Linked DNA regions of Mus musculus: region 2 is linked to region 1. The links are chromatin loops, found by intact Hi-C in ENCODE. Cell type or tissue: left cerebral cortex. All regions are shown on one strand.

What was found. Peaks named below come from ENCODE experiments on the same cell type or tissue, not always from the same donor. Only the 100,000 strongest peaks of a DNase experiment are listed, where the experiment ranks them.
Region 2: a loop joins it to region 1, with 5 times the contacts of the local background. A loop is called at or near these places in 3 of 42 quality-filtered maps.

The regions. Positions count from the first base shown.
Region 1 is chr13:23,615,742-23,623,741 of GRCm38, forward strand. It overlaps H2bc6 (H2B clustered histone 6), which reads right to left and starts at 5,353. Exons shown (of 2, transcript NM_001177653.1): 1 at 5,175-5,353. H1f4 (H1.4 linker histone, cluster member) reads right to left here and starts at 6,817. Exons shown (of 1, transcript NM_015787.4): 1 at 6,036-6,817. The coding sequence starts at 6,756. The coding sequence ends at 6,097. In left cerebral cortex, no CTCF peak of the experiment used is centred here; DNase peaks (open chromatin) are centred at 4,720, 5,443, 5,951, 6,387 and 3 more places; H3K4me3 peaks cover 3,493 bases; H3K27ac peaks cover 2,895 bases.
Region 2 is chr13:21,705,750-21,713,749 of GRCm38, forward strand. It overlaps n-TGgcc7 (a tRNA gene), which reads left to right and starts at 4,831; the gene lies at 4,831-4,901. It overlaps n-TMcat7 (a tRNA gene), which reads left to right and starts at 5,245; the gene lies at 5,245-5,316. In left cerebral cortex, a CTCF peak has its summit at 4,343 (motif pointing right); DNase peaks (open chromatin) are centred at 4,436, 4,840 and 5,263; H3K4me3 peaks cover 1,935 bases; H3K27ac peaks cover 721 bases.

The DNA of each region.
Region 1 (8,000 bases):
TATATGTCTCCATGCAAATATGTGCTCCTTTCCATAAGGAACATTAGTGGGACATCAAAGTCCTCAGGTGAAGTACACCATGGATTCTCCATTATAGCATTCACTTCTATCTCAAGCCCTTGTACTTTCTTCAGAAGGGCACATGGTGTTGTCTTATATCCTTGCTCAGAGATGACGATGTGCTTGAAAGCATCTTCCATTCTGCACTGTGTCTTGGCTACTTTTAATATGTGCTATTTTGTTGTAATGCTCTATAACTTTGTGTACAATAGCTATTCTTTCATTCATTTCTTTTATTTATTTATTTATTTATTTATTTATTTATTTATTTATTTATTTATTTATTATATGTAAGTACATTGTAGCTGTCTTCAGACACTCAGAAGAGGGGGTCAGATCTTGTTATGGATGGTTGTGAGCCACCATGTGGTTGCTGGGATTTGAACTCTGGACCTTTGGAAGAGCAGTCGGGTGCTCTAACCCACTGAGCCATCTCACCAGCCCTCTTTTTTTTTTAAAGATTGATTTATTATTATATCTAAGTACACTGTAGCTGTCTTCAGACACACACCAGAAGAGGGCATCAGCTCTCATTACAGGTGGTAGTGAGCCACCATGTGGTGGCTGAGATTTGAACTCAGGACCTTCAGAATTGCTCTTAACCGCTGAGCCATCTCTCCAGCTCCCTTTCATTCATTTCTTTATTGGACACAGGATCTTGCCATGTATTTACTATGTAGTCCAAGCTCTACTTGAATTAACTTTTGACCCTGAGTTCCTGATTCCCTTGTCCCCACCTCTCAAATGTGCAAATCATAGGGTCATTGCTTTGCACTTCTACAAGACTAAATCTTCTATTTTGTTTCTTCTCTTTTTTTCCAATTCTTAATTTGTTACCTTATGTTTCTAATATTATACTTAAAATTTTATCAATTACTAGTCTTATACTTTACAAATTAATTAAGTTTGGGTCTAGCTTTATTTTATTTTCTTGCTTTGATTTCCCTGGCTATCCTGGAACTCCCTATGCAGACCAAGACTGGCCTTGAAGTTACATTGATCTTCCTGTCACTGCCTCCACGTTCTGCATAACTTGAAAGCCCATCAATTTTTTAATTTTTATTTATATTTTTAAAAGATTTATTTATTTATTTATTTATTTATTTATTTATTTATTTAATGTAGGTGAGTATACTATTGCTCTCTTCAGACACACCAGAAGAAGTCAACAGACTCCATTGCAAATGGTTGTGAGCCACCATGTTGGTTGCTGGGACCTCTGGACCTCTAGAAGAGCAGTCAGTGCTCTTAACTGCTGAGCCATCTCTCTATCTCATAAAACCCATTAATTTGTTAATCCATATTATTTTCTTACCATGTTACATGCTACAGTATTGAGATATAATTATCTTATAAGTATGCATTTTCTTGTTTTAATTACCATTTATTTCTTAAGAGCAGACTGGCCAAACCTATGTTATACAATACCAACAATCAATCTTTGCAAATTTGTTTTATAGTTTGCAGTTTCTTAGATGAATTAATTCAATTTTTTTACAAGTCAGAGTAGGCTACCTTTGAATTCCATGTAGAGCAGAATTTCCAGCATCCATTGCTATGCTCCATTTATGTAATGCTAGGAGTCAAACTCAAGGCTTCATGAATGCTGGGCAAGTATGCTAGAAGCTGAGCTACAACCTCAGTGACCAAAATGTTGCTCATTCCACTCTTCTGCTTTCTGTGATCTCATTCATTAGGTTGAGCTGCCTTTTCCCTCCATTATTTATTTCCTTCCTTCCTCCCTTCCTTCCTTTTTCCTTTTAAAGATAATGTTTACTATATGAACCTGACTGACCTAGAACTCACAGAGATCCACCTGGCTCCTCCCCACTCCCCCTCTGCCACCCCCACCCCCCAATCTCTTTTCCTGAGACAAGGACATACTATGTAGACCAGACTGGCTGGGATTATCAGTAATCTTCTTGTTAGAGCCTTCCATATTGGAATTCTTTGTTTTGAAGATGGTCAATGAGGTTTCTAAAGAGCCCGGCGTGGCAAATGTGGAAGCTCTTTGGAACATTCACGTATTTCAAAGCTCGTGGATGACCACAGTCATGGTTCAACCTGATTCACCCTCAGGAGAGGTCCCTCAGGTTTAAGCTCCCACTTAACGTTTGACTCACAGGAGACAATAAATGATAGCTACTCACTGACTTAAGTATTCCTGTTTGGACTTTTTTCTTCCTTCCTTCCTTCCTTCCTTCCTTCCTTCCTTCCTTCCTTCCTTCCTTCCTTCCTCCCTCCCTCCCTCCCTCCCTCCCTCTCTCCCTTCCTACCCCCCTTCCTCCCTCCCTCCCTCCCTCTCTCTTTCTTTCTTTCTTTCTTTCTTTCTTTCTTTCTTTCTTTCTTTCTTTCTTCTTTCTCTTCCTTTCCTTCTTTCTTCATATAGCAATAGATAAACAAGACCATGAAGCTGTCATAACCTTAATGACAAAACCTAGGGAAGGTAGCCCTCAAAGAAAAAATTCATATGTGAAAATAAGTTGGGAAGAATTCATGTAAAATGTTAACAAAAATGTATTTTATCTAATTAATTAAGACATAGTTTAATTAAATAACTCATCATGAACTAAAAATACCTGTCTTATAAATGCAAGCAAGAACCAACATTAGGAACTCCAACTCTATTTCTTTAAAGAGGTCAAGAAAGAGTAGCATGTAATTTCATGTGATATCAACACATAAAGGATAAAATTCATAACTAATTACTAACTGAGAATTAAATGGTGGAAGGAAATTGCAACTCAGTAAACGCTAAACACATACACACGCAAATATTTTGACTTAAAAACTCCCAAATCATTATTATGGAAAGGACAATGATGTTAGCTTTTCTTTTTCTTTCCTTCATATTCTCTCTTTCTCTCTCTTTGTCTCACTATGTGGTCTTTATAGGCTTGATTTGTAGACCAGTCTGCCAAACTCATAGAGATCTGCCTGCTTCTAACTCCTGAGTGGCTGGGATTAAAGGCCTGCACCACCACATCCTATGGCTTTCTTTCCTTTCAAGAAATTTATTATTTTTATTGTATGTGTATGATTTATACATATGCCTATATTTATATATGTGCATTGCATGTGTACCCCAGGAGGCCAGAAGAGGACCACCAGACAATGAGTACTGTATTTGTTAAGAGCTTATACTTCGAGTCAGCATAACATGATGAGCATCTTGTAATAATTTTCATTTATTTATTTCTTGTCTTGAAAATCCATCAACTTTAGAAAATTCTCAGCAATGATCCCAGTGTTTCTACCTCATACACGGATGCACAGTTCTAAGAATGCAAAGTAATAAATAATTAGTACTGGATCTCCCTGGTGCTCCAAGACACAAGAGTACCTTAGCAAAACCTTAATTAAATGTCCAGTTTAGCTACTGTATCTGTTGATTTGTATTCTAGAATGTAAGCCTGATCCAGAGCCAAGTTCAGAGCTTGAGCTTTTCGGTGTAGTTGTGCTTGGCAGTGTGAACTTACATTTTCTGCTGAAGAAAGATCTTTTGTCTCGTGCCTCAACATCACTAGCTCAAGATGCTGTTTAAGGCTCTACTTCAAGGTCAAAGTAATACTTTATGTACCAGAGTTTAGGCAGGGCAAAAGTCAGCTGTAGATCTTGGGGTTTCACACAGGCCATGTCCCTTGACCTGAGCAGTGTCGTATTTTGTAAAAGGAAAACATCAGTAGGATTTTTATTTGTCTATAGTGGTATCAAACGTGTCATTACTCAACAGTCTATCCCTACAACATGACCCTGTTATTGTTCGTGAGGGTGTGAGTTCGTGAGGTTCTAAATTCACTGCTTCCTCCATCCTATCCAGTATACTTCAAATTCGACCTGATCCATGTTGAGATTTTTTTAAAAACCTGTATTTGCTTTTCTCCTAGCCACACTACTTCTCAGCCTCTCTATTTCCTTGATTTATTTTCTCTGCCATCATCTCTTCCCTAAGCACAAGATGCCAGTCTGCCTGGTGAAGACACAGCTACATCTGACAGACCTGGATTTTCCTCCTTCTGGCTTCAGCCTGCTTCCTGCTTTCCAGGTGTAACAAGTGCACCACCACTATGGGCAAGGGGCACCTAGGACACATACTTGTTGAAAGCTGCCAAAGACGTGAACTAAGTAACTGTTTAAGATACAGTAACAGAGAACCTAATCATCCCTGATTGCTTTTCCTTCTGCCAGAGCATAATCTCTGCCAGTGGCAAATCCAGTCACATTGAAATTGGCCTGCTTGCAAAGCAAGCATCTACAAACAACCACATTTCTGTGGGAACTCTTGTCTTAAACCCTTTTTCTATAAGACACATACCTTATAAAAAGAAAAGGTTGTGGGTTGGAATGAAGAAGAAAGCAAAAGCTCCAATTGAAACGAAATTGTTTGAGAGTGCTCATTTGTGCTCAAGGAGAGCAATCTCGGGATGCTAAGGTCGGTTCAGTCTCTAGAAGAGGAACTTGGATACGTAAGCGCACAGATAAAGAGCTGCATGCTTAAAACATCTTTAGTTAATTTTAGTACCTATAATTGATAGCAAATTAACTATTCTGAACTTGTATGCCATGTGGATGTATGTGCCAGTGAGTGTGTGGTTCCCTGAAACCATTACGATCACCCTCATTTCCAGGGCACCACCGAGTTCACATAAACACAAGTTTGAAGCATGAGAACCCTGGCAGGCATGGTAGTACACGGGAATAAATTTCACTTGGGAAGGATTGAAAATTCCGGGCTAACTTGGCCTATACTTCTTGATCACATGTCCAACAGATTGAGAAAAAACAAACAAACAAACAAACAAACAAACAAAAACCAAAAAACCGCATAGTTTTAAGTTTAAGGATACTTGAAACAACAACAACTCATTTGTTGAAAGAATGCCTGGCTCTTTAAAGTCCTTGAAATCATTCGTGCAAATGCGCACTTGGTTTGTTTTCTTGGTAACAGGCTTGGTGCTCTGCCAGCTTCCTGGGCAATGCAGGAGAATGGCAGTCTGGATCAACTGAGATATGACGGTTACTCGCTTTTTGTAATGCGGCACGATGCAGGCAATGTGCTTTAAAATGTAATTGATGCCCATGGCCTTGGATAAGATGCTCATGTTGGGGCTCACCTGCTTCAGCACGTTGTACACTTGCTAGAAGCTCTCCTTTCAGTAGCGTTTGCGCTCCTTGTCCTTCTGTTTGTTGATGGCAGCTTCTAAGAATCCTTCTGTGGGGCAGGCTCGGACTTCGCCAGCTCAGGGATTGTGTAAAATTTAACTCCCTCCCTTGGGCACACTAAACATTTGGTAAAATACCTACTCCGTCACCAGTTAACACCACATTCATTTACATTACGCAGTATTCAAATGAGGTTAATAAGATTTCTTTCAGGATTGGGTTAGTTTTAGTGTTTCGTCACGAACAGGAACGTAAACGACACTTGAAGGTCTACTGTCTCATTGGCTGTCTTGTCACTTCGCTTTCACCAATCGGGACGTACGAATTAAACTGCACAAATCTGCTATAGCTAACCTATTTAAGCACGATCGCTATCAAACATGGGGGAACACAGAAAAAAAAGTACTCTAGTTGGGTTTGTATGCTTGATTTCAGCAGTCAGAACTGAGATGAGATGCGGGTGGGGTTGTCAGGACATCGATCCTGCTCTTTACGCACTGAATCGCTCAATGCTTAAGATTCTATCTCTAAATCATTCTGCTATCTCCCTTAAAAGTTATCGACGTGGCAGCCGGGAGTAAACTACTTCATTCCCATGGTCTCTAAGGGTCACTTGTGGGATATGAACTTACCCACCACCACCACACATACAGGAGATTATGTACAGACCTTCAGATAGCTAAGCTAGAGTTAACACCATTGCGCACACCCACATATCCCCAGCCTCCTCTGCTAAGCTCAGCCCACTAAGGTTTGTTCCCACCCTAACCACACCCCCTGTGAATGTGCAACAGCTCTTTTACTGAGAGTTGTGGGTGGCTCTGAAAAGAGCCTTTGGGTTGTTGGGCTTCTAAGCAGTTGGCCAAAGAAAATTTACTTTTTCTTGGCTGCGGTTTTCTTTGGCTTAGCTGCCTTAGGCTTGGAGGTTTTTGGTTTGGCCGCTTTAGGCTTTACCGTTTTCGCCTTGGCAGGGCTCTTGGGCGCCTTCTTAGCCTTAGTTGCCTTTGCCTTCTTCGGGCTCTTAGCTTTTTTGGCTCCTGCAGCTGCAGCTGGCTTCTTCGCTTTCTTTGGAGTCTTCTTGGTGCTCTTCTTGGCGGTGGCTGTCCCCGCAGCCTTCTTGGGCTTCTTGGCTGCGCCCGCAGGCTTCTTCGCCTTGGCCGCGCCTGCCCTTTTTGCTTTGGGCTTAGCCTCACCGGAAGCCGCCTTCTTGTTGAGTTTGAAGGAGCCGGAGGCGCCGGTGCCCTTGGTCTGCACCAGGGTACCCTTGCTCACCAGGCTCTTCAGGCCGAGCTTGATGCGGCTGTTGTTCTTCTCCACATCGTACCCCGCGGCCGCCAGCGCCTTCTTGAGCGCAGCCAGGGACACGCCGCTGCGCTCCTTGGAGGCGGCCACAGCCTTGGTGATGAGTTCGGACACCGGGGGTCCGGAGGTTTTGCGCTTCGCGCCACCTGCGGCCTTGCGGGCCTTCTTCTTGACGGGTGTCTTCTCGGCGGGGGCCGGTGCGGCGGGCGCAGCAGGCGCGGTCTCGGACATGGCGAAGCGTGTGAGGAGAGAGAACTCGAGCCGGAAGCAGAGGGACTGGCCAGGACTCGGGCCGCGGCGCTGCGCCCGCCCGTTTATATAGGGCGGAGCTGCGCCGTGATTGGTGCGCTGTCCAGCCCGCCTCGCTGGCAGCCGCGGAGTGTCCTCTCAGATGCGGAGTTGTGTTTGTTACACCTCAAAAAAAGCCAAAAATGTCAAAATTCCCTACATCGAATTGCCCGATTTTTAAAAAATAATGTTCCCCGAAGTCTCGGGCTTCATGCACATCTCAAAAAGTGAGCAAAGCATTAAGCCTTCTGCCAAAAACTTGCAATATTTCCTGCGGTGTTCAGCAAATTTCAACTCAGAGAAACAAAACTTTCTATTTTCTTCGTAAATTATAAACTGATCTTGGACTGTACAGTTTTCTGACCCATCAAAGACGATTCTCCAAGTGGTTAGCTTCTTGTGTAGCCCAAAACCTTGCCTTTGGCATTATGATTTTTATTACAAATCTGCACTTAAGTGAAGGAAGTAACACAGGCTCCTCCGAGAGTCCTGCCTATTGAGCAGAGGGCATTTGAGTTCATCAAACTGGTTTAGTTCAATGCTTAACAGATTATTTACCATTTTGAGTTAAATTCTTCTCTCATAGGCCATGAGTCTATATATCTATGGTTTTATTTCTGCCGCTTCTCCTAAGTTTTAAAATAATTTCTTAGTATAATTCTTTTCTTTCTGTTCCCATGGGTTGGGGGCGGGGCTGTTGCTTTTCTATTTCTCTGGACAAACTACTCCTTTGGGTTGAGGTACCTCAAATTCAGAGTACTGGGGTCGGGGGAGAGTACAAAACATACTTATGGTGCAGACATAAAAATGACTAATTTCCAAGAAACATATAAATGCTGTTTTCAACGTCTTTGGAAATGAAGGTGGGATTTACTTTGAGGAATTTCTCTTGGGTCTTGCATAGTTCTTCTGACATGTTTTAGGACTAAATTGTAATGTGGTATATTAAAACTAGATAACTGAGCCATTGATCAAGAGAAACACACATGAGAAATATAGCTCAGAACATCTCTACTGCCTTCGTTACAGAATCCTAGCCCCGTTACTGAACAGCTGTTCTCCATATATGGCTACTCCTTATGGAAACATGGGAATAATGTTTCGTGGATCTCCTCAGGGTAAATGAGGGGTTAAGATTTAATCTTAGAATCATATTTGAGAAGACATTCAAACAGATTCAAAGACAT
Region 2 (8,000 bases), 1.9 Mb before region 1:
AAATATTTTCCTATTAGTTAATGTGTATATATATGTACATATGATAAGTGTTTCATGATCTCTGCTGGCCCCTCTCATTAAACTTTTGTACAATGTGGAGCAACAGTGACTGAGGGGGTAGAATAATTCTATGTGCTCCTAACTGTGTTAAATCACCCCGCCCCGATAAAAACTGACTAGTAAAATGCTACTACTTTAGAAAGAATTCACTATTGCTATAGGATTTAAATGTTTCGCTATACTAATTGACAATTGTCAATCAAAAGCCTGTCTGAATTAAAAAAAAATGAAAGGAGTGATAACTTTAAGAGGATGGGTGAGGTAGGAAAACTAGTTCTGAAGATGTGAGAAATATGATTTAAGATAAAATCAACAAATAAGTGGCAGGTATTTAACATAATTCAGTATATATATGTCAACTTCATTTTCTACTACATTTCTAAAAGTTTTAAAAATATGATTGGCAATACATTCCATATAATCCTTACCTGGGAGAATGTACTAATAAGCTATTGGTTGTAGCTCTGGGACTTGCACTTTAATCAATCTATTTTGCAACTAAAATGCCTTCATAGAATAGGGAGTAAGTGAAGAATTGAGTAATCAGAATACAAAACCTCTTGAAGACTTTTTATGGAAAGCATGAATTCGTTCAGCATTGAGTAGGACGCACTTTGTCCTGATGTCATTGACATCGGTACTGGAAAAGTGCTCAGGAAATGTAGTTTCTTTCATAAAGAGCAGAATTCCTATCACTGGATAAAAATTGAGACGTTGATTTTAATACAATGAAAGAACTCATAAGAATATCAGCACTCTACAATGCTGATAGAGTTGACCGTTTGACAATCTTGAAAAATAGAAATTTATGAAGCAAGGTAAATTAAAAATCTTCTCTCACTTCTGGCTCCTTTCACATTTCTTTCTCTACATTGTGAACCTCAGTAGAATCTCACTCAACCTGTCTCATAAATATTCATGATGTGATTTGGGTGTCATTTAAATAATCTAGAGTAAGTACCTCCACTTAAGATTCGCAATCACATATTTTGCTAGTGAAGGTAATAAAAGGGATGAGGAGCGCCTGGTTACCCACTTGGTTGGCAAAGGGAGACCATCACTAAAATGCTGAGTCATCTATACTGTTCTGGATCATGTAGCCCATTGTCTCCTAAAGAAAGAAAGTTAAGTTGTTATTTTCTGGAGTCTTGATCAAATTGACAAGAATCTACTTCGATTTATTTATTTATTTATTTATTTATTTATTTATTTATTTATTTATTTTTGAGACCGTTTCTCTGTGTAACCCTTGCTGTCCTGGAACTTGCTCTGTAGTCCAGAGTTGCCTCAGACTCAGAGATCTTTTATTAACCAATCAGAGGTAACTGTTGAGCATCTTTTACACCACATTGATACAGGAGAGCCTTGAATATTTATGACAATGCCCATGTCTGGACAGTAACTAGATCTCAGGGGAACAGAAATCACATTGGAATGCACAGTACACAAGACCATGTACACATAATATAAAGTTGTGTACAAAACTCATACAAATAACACAACTTCAGGATACAGGAGGAACATCTGGGAAATAAAAGGAAAAGCTGCCATTTTTGTGTTTAATGACAGCAGAATATTTTGGCAGATACAGGAGTAGCTCTAGATGCTGCTTTTTTTGTTAGGAACTGACATTGTCAACAGAAATTTCCACTAGCAACCGCACCTCCATCAGAAACTTTCATCATCCAAGACACTGAGTGTGTGTAGCTCAGGATGCTGTGGTAGCTTCTGTCATCCAGTTACCACCAGACAGAATGGCAGTCATGGAAGCCAGGAGAAGAGACTCCAGGAATTATAAAGAGTTATATACTCCAGGAATATTATGTCAGACTTCTCCTTCTATTCTGTGTAGCAGCTGGCTACACAGAAGAAATGTTGTGACCTCCCTAACCTGATGGGGCATTCCAGGGGGTCTTATCCTAGAGCACTGAGGGGCTAATGCTGCATGGAGAGGCCAACACTTAACTGGGGTTGGCTTACAGGTTCAGAGGTTCAGTCCATTATCATCAAGGCAGGAACGTGGCAGCATCCAGGCAGGCATGGTGCAGAAGGAGCTGAGAGTTCTACATCTTCATCTGAAGGCTGCTAGCAGAATTCTGACTTCCAGGCAGCTGAGGGTCTTAAAGCCCATGCCCACAGTGACACACCTATTCTAACAAGGCCACACCTCCTAATAGTGTCACTTCCTAGCCAAGCATATTCAAATCATGTCATGGGGCCATCTTATGGCTCCCATTCAGCCTATTTCTGTTTGTGCAAGCACATTTTTACTGTCCATTGCTGCCTATACTTCAGTAAATATAATCCTAAAGAGAGGGTTCTCCCTGGGTCTTTAAATGGTCTACCTCTAAGTTCCCACAACATGTCGAAATTAGATCAAATCTATTTGTTATGGTTTTTGCTTAGTAACCTCTTTCCTTGATAGCGGTGTTATCTCCGTGCCTTAGGATCGACGGAAGAGGAATCACCTCCTTCGATGGGATTACATCAGAAAGAGCCAGCTGTGAGGACTTTAGATTAAAGGGTAGCACAATCATATCATACAGTGCTTCACTCAGGGTAGCTCATCTTGTTGCCTGGCTCATGCTTAAAGGGACTGAAGGTTAGTTAGTGAGCACTTTGTCCTGACCGATGACGAGGATAAGCAATTTAGCTCATCACATGTAAGACAAATAATGAGAATCTAGCTTTGTTGAACAAGAGGGGCACATGGCTGGAGAGATGGCACTCAAGAGATGAGTACATCCTTGATCATCTGAGTTCAGTCCTAAGATCCCAGGGGAGAAGGCAAGAATCAGCTTCCAACGGTTGTCCTATGATGTCCTATGGTGCAGGCCATGCCACATGCAGGCCATGGTACGCATGCACACACCACCACCACCACCACCACCACCACCACCAAATAGTGTAAATCTGCCAAAAAGAAAAGTAACATGTGCGTCCTAAATCCTCTGGTGGGGCAATGAGGAGACAGAAATGTTGCTTCTGAGGCCTCCACTTGGGGGTTTCTTTACCTGAGCCTCTAACTCCTTTTTACATGAGGGAAATTCCTTCTGCACAGATCTTATGATCGCAGTACTGTATGGCAGAAAACTCTTTCCTCTTTTGCAGGAGTCCTTTTTGTTCTTTGCAATAGCGATTTTGCATTAAAGTTTTTCCTAAATGTGGAGAGACCTTTTTGGACATCTTAAACATCTGGAAACCCTAAGAAACCTTCTGGGCAAAGATATCGTAACGCCATGGTCTCTCTTCCCAGCAATGTTTCCAGAGTCTCTCCTTCCTCAGTGTCTGTGGGTTTTGATTGATTAACAACATATAAATAAGAAACCCTTCATCAGGTATGCTGTGCATATTTTCTGCCTCTCTGTGGCTTGTTTTTAAATGTCTTAACAGAGCCTTTTGCTGAACAGGTTTTGCATTTTGATTCAATGCTGAATGCTCTTTCTCCTCTATGCTGAGATATCCCGATACATCAAAGACAGCAAACGATCTCCATTACTATTGTTACATTATTCCCAGAGGGCACGCTGAGATTTTCTTTGTCCACATCCAAGTCTTTCGAAGTTTGTTCTGACAACTCTTACCTCTTCTGTTAATCATCTTTGGTAACGCTCCAAGCCAAGTTTCCTGGGTCAAGCCTGGGTATGTTTATCTCCGGGTGCATTACTTAATTTAGGATTTTGAGCTTACATAGCTAAGAGGTTAGTTTGTTGGGGTTATTTTGATTGTGTGTTTTTATTTGTTTTTGTTTTTAATTTTCTTTCTCTTCCCTCTTCTCTCTATTCCTCCTTACTCACCACTGAGCTTCTCCGTCAGCTTCTGTCCCAACATATATGTGGAATCCTAAAGGTTTTTGGAAAGCATTTCGACACCCTTTCTACTTTTCCAGAAGTTTCTGTAGGGCTGCATATTTATATTCTCACCTGGGAAGGCCTGAAAGGAGGCCCCGGGCAAAACCAGATTTAGTATGCTCAAAAGAAATACCAGGTATGGCTTTTCTCACAATTTTATTTCGACATTTTATTTTTTAGATTTTCTGTTGATTAGGTTACAGCAGTCACATCTTGAATTTATTATACAAAATCATTTAACCCGAGTTCATTTTTATGTTTTTATGGAAGTCATGACTGTGCCTTTGGGGAAAAGTTATCCTTTATTGGCATTGCTAGACTCGATTTTCCTAAAGAACATTACAGAGTTACTTCTGAAAATGCAACCTTGACCTCCTAAGGCCGAATCCTCATTTCTAGCATCCGCCCCTCCGGTCTTCCGACTTCCGACCAGTAGGGAGCAGCACTGATCCGACATACCAGCGCGCGCATTGGGGTTCCTCTCTTCCCTTTCGTCTGCTCTTTTGCACCTTTCCGTTGGACTCTCTTCTCATTCCCTTAACTTTTCTTCATTGTCCTGCTCACGTTCCTTCAGGGTCCACCCAGATTCCTAAGCGATTTCTGAGAAACGCCTCCACTGAGGTGATATTCACATAATCCGTAGTGCCCTCCCCGGGTCTCAATACCCTTGATCCCCGGTACCACCCAAGTCTGTCAATCTTTCCACCTCCGAATGGAGACTTACGGTCTACTAGCTGGTGGCTTGCAAGTGCTTGGGACGCCCAGTGTTGCCGTAAATAAGGAAGAAACATTATTAATAGTTAACATTAAAAGTGTAAGATGATATTAATAACTATTTTAAAAAAGGTGATATTTTGAAATGGAATTTTCTCGTATGGGTAGTATAATTACTTGTACGATTAAAGTACAAACTACCGGAGCATTGGTGGTTCAGTGGTAGAATTCTCGCCTGCCACGCGGGAGGCCCGGGTTCGATTCCCGGCCAATGCAGGTCTCGTTTTCCTTTTTTCTAAATCATGTATTCGAAATACAATCTGTCTTAGAATCATTCGTTTTTCCTACTTAAATTTCAATTACTCGTACATAGTAATCATATTTTAAATAAAATCGTTCTTTCAAATGAAAGGGACTAGTAGGTTAGTGACAAACTATTTTCTTAAAGAAACATTGAATTTCATTTATCTATTTAAAATAAAATCCTTCGGAGCTCATTTTGCTATATGTAAATCACCAATTAAATCAGCTAATCACTACACATTGGAAAAAGCTGTCAGAAGACAGTGTTCACATCGAACTATACAAGTGTGATTTCAAAGAACACCTAGGCAGCTCTAGCAGAGTGGCGCAGCGGAAGCGTGCTGGGCCCATAACCCAGAGGTCGATGGATCGAAACCATCCTCTGCTAAGGTGCAGCTTTTTTTTTTCCTCGTCACACAAAACCAAAGTTTTATTCACTTTCTATTTGCTTGCAGAAACCGAAAGTAATAACTAATTAAAGCATGCTGCGCACAATATTTCTTCGAGATGAAGATGAAAACATCTCGAAGCGCGCTTTCAATTAGCTGAGGGATGGTAAACAGACTCGGAGGTGGTAAACCCAGGTGCAGAAGTAGCATGTCTGTGCGCCTCTAAACTGCATACTACGAATGTCCCGTTCAAAGAGACTACTTATAGCCAGCTCGGTTTAAGAGTGTCTGTGAAAGTTACATGGAGTAGCCTTTTCCACCTGCTCCGTTTTCCTCCTTGGCGCGTATCACCACCAGCTCAGTATGGTGTGTTTTATTCCTTGATTTCTTTAGAGCTCTGGAGATTTCCCAACTTGAGAATTTTTTCTATACAGGAGTATAAAGTCTGTGTGGAACAATAGTCGCTTGGTGGAGAATTGAGTGTCGTCCCTGGTGAGGTCTTGAGAAGGAAAGGCCACACGCCAGCCCTACTTCCTTTCCACAGTCAATATCTGGAAAAAAAACTGACATCTTATCCGTTATAGTCAATCTCTATCGAGCTGAGATATCCCGATACATCAAAGACAGCAAACGATCCCCATTACTATTGTTACATTATTCCCAGAGGGCACGCTGAGATTTTCTTTGTCCACATTCAAGTCTTTCGAAGTTTGTTCTGACAACTCTTACCTCTTCTGTTAATCATCTTTGGTAATGCTCCAAGCCAAGTTTCCTGGCTCAAGCCTGGGTGCATTTATCTCCCAATATCAGGCCTTGAAAGTACCAGCCCCCTGCTAAGTCCTGCAGGCAGAGATGTGGTGCATAATCAAATGAACCTACTGACACTTCTGATAAAGTATTTTACAGAGCAAAGTTCAGAGATTATAACACAACAGTAACAGTTAAAATTTTAAAGTTTTGCTTTTATATAATTCCAGTTGCTCACCAGATGGAGGGTGACTTGAACCAATAAATTGCTGGGCAACGTATAGAGACCTTCTTTCAGGGGAAAAATATAAATAAAATAAAATTTAAGCCTGGTACTGATATTTTTCCTCTTAAAATATGTGCTTCCTTCTGGAATTCAAACTGGCACACATTTCTCTTTTCTTTCTTTTCTCTTTTCTTCTTCTTCTTCTTCTTCTTCTTCTTCTTCTTCTTCTTCTTCTTCTTCTTCTTCTTCTTCTTCTTCTTCTTCATTTTCTACTTAAAAATCTTAATTGTTGAGATGTTAAAGTCAGAAGGAAACAGTGCTCTCTAATGCTCAATCATGAGTGGAGAGATAAAGAAGAGGGGCCATTGATTCGTTAGACAACCATTTTAAATGGAATTTGAGATCCTTGCTTCATCTAAAATTGACTGGAGGAGAGAGAAAGAGAAAGGAGAGGAGGGGAGATACAGAGCATAGTAGGCAGTTCATTCACCCAGGGATTTGTAGTAGGGAGGGAGGAGTCTTCAGGCTGATTGTTGTTACCTTACCCTCTTCCCTTTTATGTCTTGTAAGACAGAAGAGAAGGGAAAACCACTAAAGAAAAGGGAGGGAATTTTAGAGACAGGACTGAGAAAAACAGGTAGAAGAGATTTGTATCACAAGGCACAGGTAAACAGGTGACGCTCCCTCTATTTAATCCTCAGCCTTCTATACAGATATCAAAATATCATGCTGGACCCAACTAATGTATAAACTTCCCCTTGCCAGTTAAAAATAATGTCATTAAAAAACAAAAGAAAGGTAATCTAAGTAGAAAAGATTGCTTGTTTTGCATTTTAAACTTAGATAACTATTCAATCAACAATAAACAACGTTTGAGAGGTTAGGAAATACCAGAGGTAGTGTTTCAGAGGTAGTGTTTGCTTAGCAAATACAATGACTGACCTGAGTTCGGTTTTCAAGACTAAAACACACAAACCCAAAATAACAACAATAAACAAGGCTAAACATTTCTTACCCTTCACCCTCACCTCGCTGTTGTTAGGAGGTCAAGGCTGTTCTTTACGGCTTACTTTTTTTTGTCTTAACTAGCTTTCAAATGTCTGTTATGTGAGACCCTATACTCTGCCTAGAGGGGCCAAGCAAGGAATGTCTTCTTAGTGGAGAATCAACTGGGAAACTCTGGGCATTTGAGTCAGGCCTCGGTGGCAGGACACTTCATGAGTTTGTTGGGGTCCAGAAATTTTTGTTCATATCCAGTTTTTCAACTTTGAGATTAAAAAACAATAGCAACGTTTGTTTGTTTAGTCTGGGTCATATTCTAAATGTTTGCTAGATAACATACAAAAGATTTAGGCTATTTCATATTTAAACACATACCTTCTTCAAAACTGGAAGCCCCAGCCAGTGAAACTGTGTTGTCCAGGAACACAGTGGGCACTGCCGCTCCCCAGCTCCTGCCAGTTCCTACCGGCTTTATGGGTACCCACACTCTGATTGTTCTTATCACAGAGCTAAGAAACTATTAAAACATGTTCTGCTCCTTATTGAAAGAGGAATGCTAAGACAATGGACCTAAAAAATTAAGATTTCCTCTAGGAGGGCTGGAGAGATGGCTCGGCCATTAAACGGCTAGGCTCATAACTAAAAATATAAGATTTCCTCCAGGAATCCCAAGAAGGGGAAGGGGAAGGGGAAGGCTGACATCCTGAC